2 separate regions of the Mus musculus genome follow, and region 2 is linked to region 1. A link is a contact called in ENCODE Hi-C or POLR2A ChIA-PET data. All regions are on one chromosome and are shown on one strand. Each heading gives the region's core, a stretch centred on a gene start or an enhancer-like site at or near the end of the contact. The rest is flanking DNA. Distances are from core to core; before and after follow the strand shown. Region 1 holds the start of Caap1 (caspase activity and apoptosis inhibitor 1). Region 2 holds the start of Plaa (phospholipase A2, activating protein).

The links. A loop is a pair of places that touch in the nucleus more often than their neighbours do. ChIA-PET counts read pairs that join two places held with the same protein, here RNA polymerase II (POLR2A).
Region 2: a loop to region 1 is called in a map of heart, with 4 times the contacts of the local background. The contact joins the promoter of Plaa here to the promoter of Caap1 in region 1. A Hi-C loop is called at or near these places in 12 of 37 maps with a recorded cell type or tissue (T-helper 1 cell, T-helper 17 cell, gastrocnemius and 3 more). POLR2A ChIA-PET finds 5 or more read pairs at or near these places in 3 of 5 experiments (Patski and embryonic stem cell).

Annotation. Positions count from the first base shown.
Region 1 is chr4:94,553,232-94,560,230 of GRCm38, reverse strand. It overlaps Caap1 (caspase activity and apoptosis inhibitor 1), which reads left to right and starts at 3,435. Exons shown (of 6, transcript NM_026368.2): 1 at 3,435-3,769. The coding sequence starts at 3,527.
Region 2 is chr4:94,601,903-94,608,641 of GRCm38, reverse strand. It overlaps Plaa (phospholipase A2, activating protein), which reads left to right and starts at 5,395. Exons shown (of 14, transcript NM_172695.2): 1 at 5,395-5,765. The coding sequence starts at 5,617. It also overlaps a transcript of Ift74 not described here.

The DNA of each region.
Region 1 (6,999 bases), core at 2,186-4,685:
CTTCATCTAGTGTAGTTTTTGTTTGTTTTAGACAAGGAGTGTCATTGAACCTGGAATTTAGTAATTAAGCCAAATTCAAAGGCCAGCAACTCCCATTATCCTCCCATCTTTTTCCTTGAGGACGGGATTGCAGGCACAAGCCATGGGATTTGTGCTGTTCAGGCTAACTTCCCTACCCATAGCATTGGCATGATCATGACTGGTGGGTCCTGAGTGGAGAACTGAGCCAGAACAGAGACTAACAGGCCTCAGGCAACAGTGAGCTCAATGACAATGGACTCTTGCAGGCAGCTTCGGTCAGACAGCTCATTATATCAGGGGAACAAAGCCCATTTAAACCTTTTGGGGGTGAGCAGGAGCTATAGGGGTGCATGGACATCGTTGGCTGGGATCAGGGTGTTGGGGATGCCTCACTTGCATAAGGAGGAATTGCAGGTGCTGCTGGGCATGACCTTATAAAGGGAGAGGAATTTTAACTTGGTAGGCACAGGGGCAAGGGGCATAACTACTTCTCCTGTTGATCTCAGGATGAGATGTCCAGGGTTTGGACACATCCCTCCCCCACTCTTGCTGCAGGCCCCTCCTCTCCCTTCCCCTGGCTCCCTGGCCCCACAGACTTGGCTGTTGACTTTATGAACTCAGGTCCTCATGCTTGATTGCCCCAAAACAGATTGTGCTAGTTACAAAGGCGCTTATTCTTCACGCTGTGTGTGCTTAAATGCCCCTCAGGTCAAGTGTGAAACTATAAAGGTATTTGAGCTTACCAAAATTGACAGGAGGCCATAGTAACTTTCCAGTTTGGCTTGAATTCAAGCTTTGTGACACTGGTAGCTGGTTACCCTAGGAACTGAGTCTCCTTTCAGATACAGATCTCAGCATTTACTAATTTGTATGCTTGCTGTCTTTCATAAATATTATTGTCTCTCTTGATGTCTTAGAACCACACATAAACCTACTAGAATTATGGATGCTCAGCAGCTGGACATGATTCAGGAATTTTTTGTATTACATGACAGAAACCCTCACTTAGGAGACCCTTGCTATGTAAAATTTACTTCAGGACTCATAACTGCAGCTTTGTAGGACAACTACTTAAGATCAAGTTTCTAGCAACACGGTACATTCAGTTCTTTTTTTTTTTTTTTTTAAGATTTATTTATTTATTTATTTCATGTCTGTCAGTACACTATTGCTGTCTTCAGGCACACCAGAAGAGGGCATCGGATCCCTATTACAGATGGCTGTGAGCCACCATGCGGGTGCTGGGAATTGAACTCAGGACCTCTGGAATGTGCTCTTAACCACTGAGCCATCTCTACAGCCCTACATTCAGTTCTTATGTCTTGAGAGCGATCAACTGATTATCCCTATGTCCTAGAGAAAGATTTTAATCAAAATGGGTAATTAAGAGAGCCTGGGGAAAAATCACAAAAAAATGAGGCCATTTTTTTTTTTTTTCTGGAGACAGGCTTTCTCTGTGTAGCCCTGGCTGTCCTGGAACTCACTTTGTAGACCAGGCTGGCCTCAAACTCAGAAATTCGCCTGCCTCTGCCTCTGCCTCCGGAGTGCTGGGATTAAAGGCGTGCGCCACCACACCCGGCAAAGATTTATTTTTAACATGTTATGTGCTTGTATGTGTTTATGTGGAAGTATGTGTACATGAGTGCAGATGCCGATAGAGGCCAGAAGAGGGTGTTGGACATTGTAGACATTGTATTGTTGTAATAATAGCAGTGCATCATTAACTACTGAGCTATTTTGTCATAGTGAGATGAAACAAAATTCTGCTATCCTTGTCAGTACAAGAAATTGAGACAATTATTTTGTTGTAACATAATTTTGGCTCTTTAAAAAGAAGTCAGTCCTGTGTGGCTCCATACAGGACTGATACATAGTACTGGCTCAGCATGCACAAACCCCTAGGTTTGATCTCAGCTTTACATAAATTAGGCCAGGTGTTGCATGCCAATAATCTCAATACTAGGGAAGGGGAAGCAGGAAGATCAAGTGTTCAAGCCTAGGACTGGAGAGATGGCTCAGCAGTTCAGAGCAATTATTGCTTTTCCAGAGTTCCTGGGTTCCGTTCCCAGCATCCATATGGTGGTTTACAACCATCAGTAATTTTTTTTCCAGGGATTCAATGCCTTCTCTTGGTCTCTGAGGGCACCAGGCAGTGGTGTGGTACACATGTCTATATGTAAGTCAAAACATTCATGTACACAAAATAAATACATCAATCTAAAAACAAATGAACAAACCAACCAAACCCTAAAAGAAACAGTTCAAGGCCATCCTTAGCTGTACGTGTGGCAGGCCAGTCTAGACTCGGAGAGAACCTGCCTCAAAACAACTGTGAATAAAAACTCCTGAAAAGCTGCGTCCGGCTGTGAACAACAATAAGCCTGGAAAAAAAAAAACAAAAACAAAAAACAAACAAACAAACAAAAAAACAAACCTGGAATGAGTCTGTGTCTACAGAGACTGATGGATGAATTAGAATTTCAGTACTGTGAAGAGGTTGGAATTTTGTAAGTTCACAGGCTAATTACTTCATCGTGGGCTATTTTAGCCTCCAGGAACAGCCAGCCATTCCTTGCCCCACTGTGTATCTATCTGTGACTAAACTGATTCGACCGCTCCATGGTATAGGTAAAAAGGTTTTTATTGTAGAGAGAACAGCCAGAGGCATCTGTAAGAGTTCACAGGGAAGAAAGAAGGCTGAACATGGCCAGGGCTATCTGTTTCTTGCTTTCTTTTTTCTTTTGTTTTTGTTTTTGTAGACAGGGTTTCTCTGTGTAGCCTTGGCTGTCCTGGAACTCACTTTGTAAACCAAGCTGGCCTTGAACTCAGAAATCCGCCTGCTTCTGCCTACCAAGTCCTGGGATTAAAGGCGTGCGCTACCACCGCCGGGCTACTAAACTCACATTGTTGAACACTGAAATACTATAGGAACTTGTCTTCCTTCTGACATCCTTTCCATTCCTTTAAAAGTAACATGAAATCATGCTACGAAATTAGTTTTAATGATACAAAATACGGAAGCATAAGACTGTTATTTTTGCACAAGTCCTTAAAGTGTACAAAAAAAAAAAAAAAAAAAAAAAAACCCTGCTCAAATGAGGTCGTAGTGAGATGAAGCAATTTTTTTTATTCTGAAATTCTTTTTATTGTTATATCGTTGAATCAAACGAGGGAATCGAAGGTAGAAGAAATTGGAGACTCAGCAACTTTAATTTTACCTTCCAACGTACTTGTAAGCTGAGAAACACTGAAAGGAATTAAATCTTCCCAGAGGTTGGGAAAAAGCAAACAGATCCGTTGGACCACACGTCACCTTTTAAACTCCAGACAACCTCAGCAGCTGGCACAGCGCATCCGAGCCCCGCCTCCAGAAGCTACGCGTAGTAAAACGCGCCGGGACCGGAAGTGACGCCAAGTCTGCGACAGCAGCGCCGGCCGCTACGGAAGCGGGGTTCTGTTGCTGCAGAGACGGTCGGCTGTCGCCGATGGTTGCAGCGCGAGGACCATGACGGGGAAGAAGTCTTCCCGAGAAAAGCGGCGCAAGCGGAGCGGGCAGGAGGCAGCCGCGTCGCTCGCAGCCCCGGACCTGGTGCCCGTGCTGAGCGGGAGCGCGGGTGGGTGCGGGAGCGGCGGCTGCTGCGGGGTCGCCGGCGGCGGGACGAGTGTGGCGGGCGGCGCGGAACGAAGCGAGCGCCGAAAGCGGAGGAGCACCGATTCGTCCTCCAGCGTCTCGGGCTCCCTGCAGCAGGTGCGTGCCTCGCCTCGCGCCGTCTCCCGGAGCTGCGGCCCCTCAGAAGAGCCGGGCTGCAGAGCCGCGCGGGCGCGGGCAGAAGCTCATTGTTAGTGCCGGGGTCCCTTGGGCCGCCGGTTCCGTTCTGAGTCCGTTTGAACTCTTCCCCATGTATTAAACTTTTAAGTTTCTGGATTTACTGATCAGTACTCCTTCCCCATTAAACTTTCGCGGTTTCTTTTACTTGTGGTTTCCCCGATCTCCGTAGAGGATCTGTGGGTCGGGAAGTAGTTACAAATGCCGGTGTAAGCACTGACCACCACTATTTAATAGATTCTGATTATTTTCACATTACACACACATTAAAAAAAAACCCACAACAACAAACACCTGAGACCCAAGTTCAGGAATTTCACCCACAGTCACAGTCGCAAGAATTTCGTAGTTCCTACATTTGAATTCAACAGCTGGGACCAAAATGTGTTTCTTATGCATCATCAACCTGCCGCGATACCACTATTTAAAACAGTAGTTTGTAACTTACTGTAAAACAAATGACTGTGTTCTTAAAATTCATCGGACACAGAATCAAGGCAGGAGTTCAACGCCCTTCGTAGTGCCTCTTGATATGCATACCTTCTGTGGATGAGTAGCCACTCTTCATTGTTTACTTTTACGAATGTAATTGGGTATATTCTCGCATTGAATGGGTCTCCTTCCATACATGGTGTGTTTTAGGTTTCCCAGTATACTCGTATCTCTATTGTAGAATATTTAGGTTTTCAGTTTTATTGATTTTTATATACAATACCAAATGGAACAAACTTGTCATAGATCTTGTGCAAGAGTTACGTAGACTTGGACTTACAGAAATGAAATTGCAGTGTCAAAAGTATATACGTTTAAAAAGGTGATGAATTCCACTTGCTCTGCATATCGGCACCATATGCTGTATTGACCAAATGCTTCATGCTCGAGCCACTTGGGCTTCACAGCACAAATGAACCAAACTCTATATATGTAAAGCCAAACTGTTCTCTTAAAATAAAACACACAGGAAATAGAACCAAATACTTTTAAAGCAAGACTTAACTGATTTATAGTTGAAATAGTATGGATATTCATGTCTGCCAGTCTTCACAAGCATGTTATCTTCCTTACATGGCCACCCCACCCCCAACGCCCGCCCCAATCTCCAATAGCCCTTGCTAGCCTGGAACTTGCTCAATGTATGCTCCTTAGACCATGTTGGCCTCAGACTTAGCATCCACCCTCCTGCCTCTGGCCTTGGAATGCTGACATTACAGGTGCGTCCCCCTCCCATCCCTGTTTTTTCTTTTTTAGAGAGTGGTCAGATGGACAGACCAAGTAATTATTACTTTTTTTTTTTTTTTGGTTGTTGTTAGTTTGTTTTTTGAGTCAGGGCCTTACTGGTCTGGAACTCAAAAAAAATTTTTTTTTGCCTGCCCCGGTCTTCTGAGTACTGGGATTAAAGGCATGTGCCATTGTACTCGGCTAACATTGTTTTAATATGTATGTTCCTGATGAATGGTGGTACTGAACATTTCTACATTTTTATTTACCCTTTGATTCCTTGTGTAGTTGTATAGATTCTTTGCTTGTTCTTCCTTTTATTCAGTGTTTCACTGAGAAGTCTCATACATATTTCAATTAAGCGTTAGTTTTAAACTTGTGTATACAGTAATGGTTAATATAGCTTGGTTTAAAGCACTGCTCTACCGTCCTAATGCTGCAACCCTTCAATACACTGACTCATATTGTGATGACTTCCAACCATAAATTTATCTTCCTTGCTACTCCATAATTGTATTTTTGCTACTGTTTTGTAAATATCTGTTTTCCCATGGTCTTAGGTAATCCCGTGAACGGGTCATTAGACCGCTCCCCAAGGGGTCTTGTCCTATAGGTTGAGAACTGCTGGTTTAAAGTGTGCTGGAGGGCTTGAGTTTTGTCTTGTTTTTTTCTTTTTTGATATCCAGAGCTGGTATTTTTTTTCTTTTACCTTCCAGATTTTGTGGTTTGGAAGACTGTAAAATTTATAAAAGTTATTCTGTATTTTTTAAATACTTCACACATTTCACATTTATTTATTTAATTGAGCATATAGCACGATCTATGTGGAGTCAGAGGACAACGTGCAGGTATTATTTCCAGCACGTGGGAAGGACTGGGCTCTCATGTTAGGATGGTGACAAGCACCCTTACTGCTGAGCCAGCTCACTTACCTGCACTTGCCAGCTCTCTTCCCATAGGTTTTGTATTCAAAGATTGTTTAGTTTTTAAAGTTTTTATTTACCTTTATTTTATGTGCTTTGATGTTTTACCTGAATGTATGTCTGTGTGAGAGTGTCAGATCTTGTATTTACAGACAGTTGTGAGCTGCCATGTGGGTGCTGGGATTTGAACCCAGGTCCTCTGGAAAAGCAGTCAGTACCCTTAACCACTGAGCTATTTCTCCAGCCCCTTCTAATCTTTTTTTTTTTTTTTTGGAGAAAGGGTTTCTCTGTATAGCCCTGGCTGTCCTGGAGCTCACTTTGTAGAACAGGCTGGCCTCCAACTCAGAAATCCACCTGCCTCTGCCTCCCAAGTGCTAGGATTAAAGGTGTGCGCCACCACTGTCCAGCTAATAGTGCTTTAATATTAAAATGATTTTTATTTATATTTTTAATGTGCATTGGTGTTTTGTCTGTATATATGTCTGGGTGAGGGAGGGTATCAGATCTTGGAGTTATAGGCAGTTGTGAGGTGCCATGTGGAGAGAGCTCCTATCCTCTGGAAGAACAGCAAGTGCTCTGAACTGCTGTGCCATCTCTCTAGACTCATACTTTTTAACATTACAACTTTTTTTTTGGCTTTTCCGGGCAGGAAACTCACTCTATAGACCAGGCTGACCTTGAACTCAGAAATCCGCCTGTCTCTGCCTCCCAAGTGCTAGGATTAAAGGCATGTGCTACCACTGTCCAGCACATTACAAGTTTTAATTAGGACTCATGGATTCAACTACTTATATGATTTTCTTCTACCTAGTCACATTATTTTTTTATTAGTCATTTTCTGCAATATTTCTGCTCACACTGAATTTTGACAATTTTAGCACTTCTTTTGTTGTTAATTTTGAATTATCAGAGTCTAGGATAGTGTTAGATTGTAGCAGTGATAATGGGCGTTCTCTTCCCATTTTTTTTTTTAAAGTAAGACTCCCTCCTTCCCTTCCTCCTTCTCCCTTC
Region 2 (6,739 bases), core at 4,146-6,645, 46 kb before region 1:
GTTTCCAAAGCACATGGAAATATATGAGTTCCTCAATGTTTAGGAAAAAAAACAAAACAAAACCAAAAAACCTTGTCAGCTTCAGGAACGTATCTGTGTTCTCTTTGAGCACCAAGCTTGAAAACAGCTATTATCTTATGCAATACCATGTAAAAGAATGTTAAATTGTATTTGCTTTAAAGGCTGTTTCTTATTCTCTATTGCTGGTAAGTACAACACAATGAGCTGTATAGACTTCATGATGCACCCTGCTTCAGTAACTCTACATCATATGAAGCAGTACTTCTCAGGCTGGGCCAAGGGCTGAGTGACTCCATTTTATAAGACAGCAATTAGCTTCCTTTTGAGAGTAAATGCTGAGGCAGTCTTACCTGTGCAAGTGAACAATTACCATCTGTCTAACAAAAAGTACAAGCACAGACAGATCATGTAACTAAGTAGAATATGAGTTTTTTACACAGAGCACACAGATATACATGGCCACATGAAAACCACATCAGAAATCCAGACTCATGAGCTTATTGAATACATTATTCCAATGAGGGGTGTAATCTTCCATTAGGATCATATAAAAGTAGTACAGTGGTACTAAGAAAATCCTACTACATAGGACTGAAGTAAAAGGATGTGTGATTGACAATGGTCATGACTATGAATGAAATTAGTGGCACTTGGCAGCAAAAGCCAACAAATGTTTATTGGTGTTCGATCAATTCTGACAAGGCAGAGCAATACAAGTGTGCCAACCTATAGTTCTGATAAGCTGCTAACCTTTTTGGTAAAATAGAGTTCTAGTTAAAGTATTTGCTTTTATAACCTTTGATTATGAAATTGTGAATTTGTCAATTTTCCACAAAAAAAAGGAAAACTAAAACTTTCTTTTGGTATTCCTGCAATTAAACATAAGAATATGTGGACAACTGTAATGATAAAATTATATTGATGATTAATTTACAATTTGCTGATGCTGTTTGTTTGTTTGTTTTGAGATTATAGTCATTCTCCTCTGCCTTTCCTTCCTCTAAGCCCTCCCAAATCCCTTTCCTTGTTTCTTCACATTCAGGCCTCTTTTCATTAATTGCTGCTGTGCATGTGTGTGCCTCAGTGTGTGCATGTGTTCCTAAATGCATAAATACAACCAGTTCAAGCTATATGATATTACTTGTATGTATATTTTTAGGGATGACCACTTAATATCAGCTAACCAACTGGTGTGCTCTTCCCTAGAGAAGACCTTCTTTCCCATCACCTGCTCTCCTTAGTTGCCTATAGTTCTTTGTGTATCGTTGAGGCCCTGAGTGCATTCCCTGTCCATGTTAGCATGGCTGTTGTGGTTGTCCATGTTCAGCTCATTATTAACCATTTCTAAAGCTAAAGCTGGGGCCAGAGAGACAGCCTGCAGGTAAAGATGCCCGCTGCCAAGGTACCTGAATTGGTTCCCTGGACCCCGTGTACTTGGACAACTAACTCCTATTAGTTGCCCTTTGACTTCCACATGAACACCATGGCATATGTAGATGGTGGATGTGCATACACATGTAACAAAGCATTTTTTAAAGAGGTGAAATCCATTTTATCTTTCCTGTTTCTGTTCTAAGGGACTTGGACTTTTAACAATTACCTTTTTTGGGGAAGCAGTCTGAGTCTCAAGTTTTAAAGAACTGTAACTACAAGATTCCTGCCATGTTACCTTCATGCACTTTTAACATTTTATTTCATGTATAAACCCATGGTTCCTAACTATTAATAGTTCAACCTTGGTGGTTTTGAGTATATGATACTGTGGAGGTCATGTGGATTACGTAGAAGCCACAGTTCACATGTGGTATTTTGTTTTTTCTCAATGGACTGGTGGAATATATGATATTCTTTTTTTTTTTTTTTCTTTTTCTTTTGGTTTTTCGAGACAGGGTTTCTCTGTGTAGCCCTGGCTGACCTTGAACTCAGAAATCTGCCTGTCTTTGCCTCCCAAGTGCTGGGATCAAAGGCATGTGCCACCACTGCCCAGCATGACATGATATTCTGTTGCAATACTGAAATGCAACTAGCTTCAGATCCCAGCCAGCCAAGGTGGATCACAAATGCATAATTGTTCTGAGTGTGATTAAGAAACAGACTAAGGAGCTAGTCAACTTTTCCTTATCAAATACGATTTGTGCCTAGAGTTTTTGCTCAGCAGCAGGCTAATATAAATGTTCTAAGTGTATCTAAAGTGGAATAGGCTAACAATGGTACTTGATAGCTCAGTTTAATGTTAAATGCATTTTTGAAAGTTTTAGTTACTATGAGTAGTGTGTGTATGTGTGTGTGCGCGCGCATGCTTGCAGAAGTATACACTTCAGTGTGTGTGTGTGTGTGTGTGTGTGTGTGTGTGTGTGTGTGTGTGTGTGTATCAGAGGATGACTGTGGAGTCAGTTCCTTTCTGCCAACTTTACTGAGGTTCTGGGAATCAAATTTAGGTAGTCAGGCTTGTATGACAAGCATCTCTACTTGCTGAGCTATCTCTCTGGCTTCTTAACTACATTTTTGCTTATGACATTTGCAACTTGTGAGAAAGCAGCTCCTTTATAAGTTGAGGATCACCTATATTTTGGTATCTTAATCCAAGCATTTGACTTTGGCCAAAGAAGTTAACATTTTTGGAGACCTAAAAGAACAATATTCCTAAAACATTGTTCTTTTAAAATACTCTGCAATTTGACTTGAAGTATAGTACACTGCTAAATTAAAACCACCTTAAAATTGAGATCCTTCTGACTTCCTGTACTTTCCCCTACTCCCAATGCAGGAAGAGACTTTCAGCAAAGTTACCTTTCAACCTGACCAGAGCAGCCAAGAGGAACGGAAAGCCTGAATCTTTCTACTGAAAAATCTCATTAACCAGAGAAGACTAAACTCACACTGCAGGACAAAAGCTCAGAGTCTGTCAGCAACTGGACATATTTTTGTCACAAACGGCTGTCCCTTAGAGAATAACCCACAAACTGAGGTTTGTTCTTTGAGTCAGCCAAAGTTTGTCCCAGCATTGTATGCTTTTCAAACTTACTTTTTACAAAAACTGCTTACAGCCACTTAATATTTTCCGTAACTCCAAATTTCTTTTCCCTTTAGACATGAAGAGGGTTGGAAATACAGCGTAGTAGTGTATGCTTACCATGTTCATGTGAACCCTTGGTTCTACTTCTAGAATGATAAAAGCTCAACACACCTACAGACATGAGGTATATCAGCATCTATCATGTGTGACCAACATATGCCCATGGGCCACTGGATAGCTGACAATGTGTCCCAATCAACTGCTCTCATAGCCAAGGCCAATGTGAGACTGTTTAATAAAACTTACCTGGGTTGTTGAGATGTCTGAGTGGGTAAAGCTGCTTGCCACCCCACCAAGCCTGAGGACATGAGTTATAACCTCAGGAATGATGTAGTAGAAAAAGAGAACCTCTTTTTGTAAGTTTGTCCTTTGGCCTCTCTGTATGTATATCCTGGTGCATGCACAAACACACACACTCACGTACAAATATACACACAAAGAGACTAAACATAATAAAAACTAAAAGGAAAACAAAAACAAAGCAACAGCAACTATAAAAACATTGAAAAAAGAGTGAAATGTCCTAAGAAAATTTAATCTTGCAGAAATGATTGCTATACAAATATGTCACGACACCATGAACACTAAAGAGGCAATAATAAAACTGTATTAGTCTAAAGAGGAACTAGGAGGGTCCAGAAGATATACAGTATTGAACTGTGACAGATGGAGAAAAGATTACAGACTAATTGTGTGTGTATGTGTGTGTGCTTGTTGAGGGGTATGTGTATATGTGTGTGGTGTGTGTGATGTATGTAAATGGGTGTGTGGTATGTTAATTCGGGTGAGACATTTGTGGTGTATGGTCTGTTTGTGTGTGGGGGTGGGTGGGTGGTGTGTTTTCTTAAGATAGGAATTCTTCCTGTAGCCAGAATGACCTAGACCTCATTAGATAGGCTATGCTTCATTCTCATGATCCTCCTGCATCAGCCTCTCATAGCACTAGTTTTTGTTTGTTTTAGGAATCTAGAAACAACAACTTCAAACATGGTATGTTCAGAGAAAGATGGCAAATTCAATATGGCTGAGGCAGACACACACCTAAGGGAAAAGACCTTAGCAAAATAAATTAGGGAAATGGGGAAGGCCTTATACAACAGTGTATTCTCAAGAACGAAAAGCTGTTGGGGCTGGAGAGATTACTCAGTGGTTAAGAGCACTGGCTGCTCTTCCAGAGGTCCTGAATTCAATTTCCAGAAACCACATGGTGGTTCACAACCATCTGGAATGGGCACCCGATGCCACTTTCTGGTGTGTCTGAAGGCAGCGACAGTATACCTACATTCATGAAATAAATCGACATAAAAAAATAAATAACGAAAAGCTATTGGGGTTACCGAACAAAGTGGAATAATACATTTCAGAGCTAAAGTCAAGAGAAACACACACACACACAGAGGAATAGTGATTTCAAGCCTAGAATGAAAGTTTTAAGAAGAGTGAAGAAAAACACACAAATTGGATTTGGCAACTTAACAAAGGTTTGTGGTGTGATGGATGCCGTGCTACAATACGGAAAGCTAACTTTACTACAATGTAGACTGACAATCTCAATGCAATGTAGTGAGACTCCTACCTACACCATCGGGGTTTGGCTAAAAATATATATTCTCACCTGTAATTTCAGAGTTCAGAGACTGGAGCAAGGAACCACGAGTTTTAGGCTAGCCCGAGCTACCGTAAGACCTTTTAAATAATTAAAGGCATTTTCTGCTTCACCTTAGACCTTCTGCGCCAAACCTCGGGCAAACAGTGGTCACGTTAGGGGAGAATGGGCACCCGATCATTCTGCAAAATCTGGTATTATAGGGGGTAGCTTGAGGTGAAGGCAAGTTCATTAAAAGTTCCCACTTTGGCTTCAGATTCAGTCATCTTAAATGAAAAAAAAAACAATTAACTGATGAAAATCTTGGGAGACTCTCCAGAATCAAGCAGAAAATGGGCAAACAAATCGTGGCGTAAGGCAAACAAGCAATTTTGCTCTACTACTCAGAGTAGTCAAACGAGCACCTAGATTTAAAACATCCGGATTCAGCGCGCCGGCGAGTCACTCGGGACGCTCGGCATTGTGGGATTTGTAGTTCCGATTTACCCTCCTCCAACTACTACAGATTTTCGGTTGTTCTCTGAAATGGACCGGGTTCCGACCGGACCCAGACCTCCGGCGCCTACGCAGAATTTCCTGATCTCACCGTCCCTTCTTCGGCCGGCGATCCAGGGCGCAGAAGGATAGAGGGCCCGGTCCGTGATGCTCAGCAGCCCGACGCACACACTCTGCGTCACCGCGGGCCGCGGCGGATGATGAATTCCGGCGTGTGTGTTAGGGTTGCTGTGTCACTCAGGCGGCTCGGCGCGCCCCTTCCCCCGCGGTCCTTCCGCACCGGCTGACTGGCTCTTCCGGTCTCCGGCGCCCCTCTCCTGCAGGCGGGTCTCGGGCCGCAGCCTGGCGCACGCCGGCTCGGGCCTGTGGACGAGTCTCGCGCTGTGCCCGGGGGCCGGGCTCCGGATCCACGCTGGCCATGGCGAGCGGCGCCTCCAGATACCGGCTGAGCTGCTCGCTCCCGGGCCACGAACTGGACGTGAGGGGCCTGGTGTGCTGCCTCTACCCGCCGGGAGCCTTTGTGTCTGTGTCCCGGGATCGGACCACCCGCCTCTGGGCTCCAGACAGGTGAGCGCTGCTAGTCCCGCCGCCCGCGGGTGGACCACAGGCTTGCAGACACGTGGGAGGAGTGACCCTCCTTCCCTGCCCTGAATCTCTCCCTCTTCCTGGTGTCCGCGCTGCTCCTGCCTCCCTGCCGAGTCCCGAGCTTTGGCTTTTCGGGCGCTGTCTGTGAAACCGACAAGATTTCGGGGGAATGAGTATGGATAGGATTGGAGGACCTGGCTGGCTGTCCTAACTTGACCACTAACGGGCGACTTGACCTTGGACGAGCATCTTAAAACACCTTAAGGGCCTTCAGCTTTGGCAGATAACCCCTTAGGTTTCTTTTAGTCTTTAGTATTTATTGCTGCTTGCGCCCTCCCAGTTTCGGCTCGATGAAAACTTCTGGCTTGCCCCTCGGGCTCCGATCTTAGGAGTTGCTCTGTAGTCATCCCTCAGATTTAAATTTTTGAAGACTATAATTCTCAGTAATTGCTTTACAGAGAATTACACATGGTGTCCTCTCTTGGTTGTCCAAGTTATAGTCTGTTTGGGGAGGAGAGGATGAACCTCCTCAAATGTTATCGTTGTGTAGGAATGTTCTGTTTTTTCGAGGAGGAAAAATTATCATTGCTTTGAAGTTCTGCCTTCAATTCCCCCCCACCCACCCACCCACCCACCCACACACACTCCACCACCACCAAAAATAAATAAATAAATAAAATAACCAAAAAGTTAAAATCCAGCCCAAATCAATATCAGAGGTTGCGTTTAAAGCCCTGATTAGTCGAAAATTTTATGACAGCAAACAGGCTAGTGATTTTGGGAAGGTAAATTGAATTTAGATGATGAGATACATATATATGTATTTCCTGGGGAGAAAGACATCACTGACAGGAGGACAGGTGCTCTCTGTTTACAGAACTTTATTATATTCTCTCGTGAGAATATAGAGTTAGACCGGAAAGATATTAGTAGGAACCTTTTTTTTTTCTTGGAGG